Regions from separate parts of the Homo sapiens genome. Here region 2 is linked to region 1. Evidence: read pairs that join two places in POLR2A ChIA-PET (ENCODE). Cell type or tissue: Caco-2. All regions are shown on one strand. Links, peaks and the distances in the headings refer to the core of each region. The heading gives the core; the rest is flanking DNA. Region 1 overlaps ADAM10 (ADAM metallopeptidase domain 10). Region 2 overlaps ADAM10 (ADAM metallopeptidase domain 10).

Region 1 (2,921 bases), core at 108-2,607:
GTTACTCCTTCATGTCAAACCCTTCTTCGAATGCTTCCCACCAAAGATTTCCAAGATAGACCACTATGTAGGAGAGAGGAAAAAAAGCAAAAGCAAAAACTTGAGCACACGATAAAGTACAGCAAAGTGTATATGATTCCACCTTTTTAAAAAGTAAATATCCTTACAGTGGTATAGACAGTTTCGAAGAATACACAAGAAATCCATCCTAGAAAGATTGGGGGTCCAGGGTTAAAAAAAAAAAAAAAAAAAAAAAAGGCCTACTTTAGAATGTATTACTTTGTCAACTAAAAAAAGAATAATCAAACTTTTCAAAAGAAAAAAAGTAGAAAAAAATGTTTTGCAAAATTCATACTTCTGTGACTTTTTCACATGCTCTGTCCCCATAAAATATTTCTGTACTCTCTACTTCTACTAATTCTTAAGAACTTAGCTTGGCCGGGCACGGTGGCTCATGTCTGTAATCCTAGCACTGTGGGAAGCCGGGGCGGGTGGATCACCTGAGGTCAGGTGTTCAAGACCAGCCTGGCCAACATGGTGAAACCCCATCTGTGCTAAAATACAAAAATTGGCCAAGCATGATGGCAGGTGCCTGTAATCCCAGCTACTCAGGAGGCTGAGACAGGAGAACCGCTTGAACCTGGGAGACGGTGGTTGCAGTGAGCCGAGATTACGCCACTGCACTCCAGCCTAGGTGGCTGAGTGAGACTCCATTTCAAAAATAAAAATAAACAAAGAACTTAGCTCTGGCGTTATCTCCTTAAAGGCTTTTCCTAATAGGTTCTCCCAGTTCTGTGAAAACAGCACACAGACTGAAGATATGTTTCTCTGGCCTGTCTTCTCTATCCCAAACTGACCTGTGAGCTCCCTGGACTTATATCCTATTACCTCAGTACCTACCCAACAAACAAAATACCTGTTGAACTAGTTATTACAAGTAAGTCATTATTTAAATATTGACCTTGAAACATAACTAACAGCTCATTTATTACTTCCAGATTGCCTAACACATACAAATAATGTGACAAGGCCGTTACAACAGAGATAGGACAGTAAAACTGGTTTGGATATATTTAATGATAGTCTTTTTAGTACCTACACACTCTTTTTTTTCTCTTTTAAGAGACAGGATCTTGCTCTGTTGCCCAAGCTGGAATGCAGTGGTGCAATCACGGCTCACTGCAGCCTTGCCCTCCTGGGCTGTGGTGATCCTCCTGAGTAGCTGGGACTACAAGGTACATGCCGCCACACCCTGCGAATTCATTTATTTATTTATTTGCACACACAGGTCTTGCTAGATTGTCCAGGTTGGTCTTCAACTGCTAGTCTCCAGCAATTTTCCCTCCTCAACCTCCCAAAGTGCTAAGATTAAAGGTATAAGCTACTGTACCTGGCCTATAGATTTAAATAAAGAGCCATACGAGTACACGCTATGGCAGTAAGAGAGGCAGATTGGAGACAGAAAGCCCAGATTTAGTAGTGGTTAAAACTGTAGAAAACAAAGGTAAAAAGAACCTAGTCGCAGTTTAGATCAACAGATGTATAATAAAATATGGCACTCAAGCCCTTCAGAACTTCCAGTTCCTTCTAGCACAGTGTTCCTGGCTTTCTTCTAAATTTTTTCAGGTAACTATGTATCTCACAAGCCCAATGCTTGAGATGTTTTAGTGCCAATGATAGTAGCTTTTGTGAATTTAGCGTGTGGGGAAATGGAACATGGCAATAGACAAAAGACAGTAAGAAAAACTAAACAAAATAAATAGTGCATCTGAAAATATTAGTAAGTACGGCCACCTTTATAGTTTTCCTTTTTAAAAAAAGAATGAGTTAAATGCTAAATTACATGCTATCCCCTTTAAATATACTATAAAATCAGGGAAAGGAATACTAACTAGGGTAGTAAATGTAAAATATGCATTTCTCTCAAAAGAAAAGATCACAAATTGCCCACCTGTTAGTCTGAAAGAAAGGGGAGCTGTCATTCATTCAATGAACATTTACTGAGCGTAAACTGAGTGCCAGGGTCTTATATCCCAGAGACAAGGGTGTTAAGCAAAACTTTAGGGACAAAGAGAAGACATCCAACCATTTTTCAAAAACTCAAGAAGTTTCTCAACTCAGAAAATAATTCTACATAAGAAAAAGAGAGATGATGTTCAATACAGGCACTTAAACATAGCCAATAATAAAGTAAAAAGTCAAAATTAAATAGTCTAATTTATTATGTATTAATTACAATAGTATTTAATTTGATAATCTAAATATAAACAAAAAGAACCTATATGGTAACAAAATGACAAAGCAAGTATCATCTAAAAAAAAGTGCATGAGCGAGGACAGGGAAGACATGCACTCAAGTCTCTTCAGACATAAGATAATCTACTGTTCTTAAAGACCTCCAGAAAGTCAACCATATGATCCTTTCAATGAATACTGCAGTGTTCAACAACGCTCACTCTCAGCAAATGCATTCTGGACTTCCCATGGGTCACAAGACCATGTGGGGCCCAGAGCTCCTTGCCATGATACTGATTATGTCATCCCTATAGGGGCAGAAAGTTTCCTTTCAATTTTTCAGAAGACATAATACTATAGTCTGGGCTTTGAATATATACTCCTCCTATCCTTCAAACTCCCACCACCACTAGCAGCAGCAGCAACAGCGATCTGCCAAGCAGAAAGCAACTTGCTACTAAACTTTTGGTTACTTTAAGCTCAACCTGGGCAAGTAAGATAAAATACCACTAACAGGAACCTGAAAACATTCCAGTTTCAAAGTTAATATGCACAAGTTTTACTCTTTTCCATATAAATTATTACATTTGAGAAATCTGCTTCATTCATCTAGCAAATGTATACTGTGTCCTCACTATATGCTGAAAACCTTACAATATCATTATATCTTTGTTGTTAAAGTTTCA
Region 2 (2,921 bases), core at 192-2,691, 68 kb after region 1:
AAAGTGAGCCTAAAATATAAATTTGCTTTTTCAGTAGTAAATATGGCTCACCTTCAAAATCAATGATACCAAAAATAACTTTTTTTTTTTAATCCTTACTGTCATTGTCTCTATTGTCATTAAGTTCTTGGCCTTTTAGCAGCCTTTAAACTCTCCTAACTCAGAATGTAACAGAAATAAAGCACTGGAGTGGCAGCCAAAAGACATGGATCCATGTCATACTGCACAAGTTTTATAACTCTAGACTTCAGTTTCCGTCATCTTTAGAGTGTTGAATCTAGTGCCTTTTACAATACTAAAATTATAAAATTCCTTACTCAATTTATTTGTAAAACAAAATAAAAGATAGTTCTCAAAAGAAAAAACAAAAATTTCAAATATAATTTTACTTGTTAGGGTGACTTTCAAAGTTGCTTTACAACATGAAAGCTTTTTTTATTTTCATATAATCATGTATTTCTGATAGCCATTACAGTACATTGACCTCCATGGAGACAGTGCTGGGGCAAATGGCAGCCAGATGTGCACTAGGTGACTCTGTGCTTCTCTGAGGAAAAATAACTAAACTTGGTAAAAGAAGATCCTAAGAAGCCAAGAGGCAAAAGGTCATCATATGCATTCTTTGTGCAAACTTCCAGGAGGAGAACAAGAAGCAGCACTCATGCTTCAGTTAACTTCTCGGAATTTTCTAAAAAATGCTCAGAGAGGTGGAAAGCCGTATCTGCTAAAGAGAAAGGAAAATCTGAAGACATGGCAAAGGGGGACAAGGATGGCTATTAAAGAGAAACTTACATCCCTCCTAAAGAAGAAACAAAAAAGTTTAGGGATCCCAATGTACCCAAGAGGGCTCCTTCAGTCTTTTCATTTTGCCCTGAGTACTGCCCAAAAATCTAAGGAGAATATCCAAACCTATCCATTCGTGATGTTTCAAAGAAACTGGGAAAGATGTGGATATGGTGCATATGACAAGCAGCCTTATGAAAAGGCTGTGAAGCTGAAGAAAAACTAAGAAATGGATATTGCTGCATACTGAGCTAAAGGAAGGCCTCATGCAGCAAAAAAAAAAAAAAAAAAAAAAAAGGGAGATGTCAATGCTGAAAAAAAAAGAAGAGGAAGGTGAGGAAGTTGAAAATAAGAAGGAAAAGGAGGAAGATGAAGAGGATGAGGAAGAGAAGAAAGATGAAGATGATCATAATGAATAAGTTGGTTCTAGTGCAGTGTTTGTCCTTGTTTATAAATTATTTAGCACCCCTGTACACAACTCACTCCTTTTAAAGAAAAACCTTTAAAGGTAAGGCTTTGTTTTTAAACTGTACAGTTAACACACTAACAGTTAACCACACTATCAAATGTGTCTCTAGATAGCCCATCCTTGACAGTCAGTTGATGAGAGAGCATAAAGAAAAAAAAATACAGATGGATGGAAGGACAGACAGACGGACAGACAGCCCATCCTGGTGGTATTTTCAATAACCACTAACTTTGCCTGAAACAGTATGAGAGCTGTAAGCCAGCATGAAAATCTAAAGCAGGTTCTTATTGGTGCACAGCACAAATGAGTTATATATGGAGATGGTAGTTTTTCACCTTCATTTCTCTCTGATGCAGCTTATACAAAATAAGTATTACTCTTAACTGAATACCACTCTGTAATTGCCAAAAAAAAAAAAAAAAGCTGCAGCTGTTTTTTTGACACTGTAAATGCTTCTAATAACAATTTTTTATTTTAAAAATCTTATATTTCTGAAATAATTCATTGTATTTCATTATAGCTAAAATATTTTATATTGATGTTTTAAGATAAATATATATGAATATACATGTATACATATACATACATATATATAACTAATCAGAAAAGAACTTGATCTAAAATTTTCAACTGTTATCCTATTTATATAACGTTACGTAATATGAAATGCATAATATGCATAATATGAAAAGTCTAAGCATATTTTTTCCAGATTCTGCTAAAAAGAATTAAGCCCCTCACTGTCTCTTTCTCTCTCTTTTTTTTTTTCTGAGACAGAGTCTCACTCTGTCGCCCAGGCTGGAGTGCAGTGGCATGATCTCGGCTCACTGCAAGCTCCGACTCCCGGGTTCACGCCATTCTCCTGCCTCAGCCTCTCGAGTAGCTGGGACTACAGGCGCCTGCCACCACGCCCGGCTAACTTTTTGTATTTTTAGTAGAGACGGGGTTTCACTGTTTAGCCAGGATGGTCTTGATCTCCTGACCTCGTGATCCGCCTGCCTCAGCCTCCCAAAGTGCTGGGATTACAGGCGTGAGCCACCATACCCAGCCACTGCCTCTTTTTTTGTGATTTTTTTTTAACTTTCCAATTTAGTATCCTACATTTCTAATTAAATATTATTCTTAAAATAACTCCCATATCTGTGGCCTTCTCAACTTTTCGGCTTCTGTGCCTGTGAGTTGTTTAGAAAAATTAATTTATACTTCCCAAGAGATTAACTCAGAAAAAAGGAAAAGACAGAGTCAACAATACCACTAAATTTTTATATTTCTTTCAAATACTATCACTGTGCTTAAATAAGTTCAGTATCTAACATCAATGCTTAGTAAAGCATACAAATTCAAAACATATAGTAGAGAGATTAACCAATACACTTGTATGCACTGTGGGAGTTCAGAAGTCAAACAATCAGAGCACTCCACATCTCAACTTTTCCAGTTGGCTACATAGTTTGTCACAACTCAATATGCTTATGCAGATTTCCAATCTCCAGACTGGACCTAAGTATAGCCAGAATGCTTTCTAAAACAGTTTTCCTGTTATATGTGAATGATACAAACAATGCTAGCTATTATCAATACTTACCAATTCAATTATTCTTCCCTCTTGTATTCCTTCCTTTTGTCTCTCCCTGTCACTAACAGTGACAGAAAACAACTTCAAAAACAC

The links. ChIA-PET counts read pairs that join two places held together with the same protein. Peaks named below come from ENCODE experiments on the same cell type or tissue, not always from the same donor. Only the 100,000 strongest peaks of a DNase experiment are listed, where the experiment ranks them.
Region 2: POLR2A ChIA-PET joins it to region 1 with 6 read pairs; 2 of 35 experiments call an interaction of 5 or more read pairs at or near these places.

What each region holds. Positions count from the first base shown.
Region 1 is chr15:58,603,644-58,606,564 of GRCh38, forward strand. All of the region lies in intron 14 of ADAM10 (ADAM metallopeptidase domain 10), which reads right to left. Among named protein-coding and RNA genes, the nearest start is that of LIPC-AS1, 110 kb to the left of the region's middle. In Caco-2, for the core only: no CTCF peak of the experiment used is centred there; DNase peaks (open chromatin) are centred at 848 and 1,188.
Region 2 is chr15:58,671,731-58,674,651 of GRCh38, forward strand. The region is part of intron 4 of ADAM10 (ADAM metallopeptidase domain 10); the gene reads right to left. It also overlaps the pseudogene HMGB1P51. Among named protein-coding and RNA genes, the nearest start is that of ADAM10, 77 kb to the right of the region's middle. In Caco-2, for the core only: no CTCF peak of the experiment used is centred there; no DNase peak of the experiment used is centred there.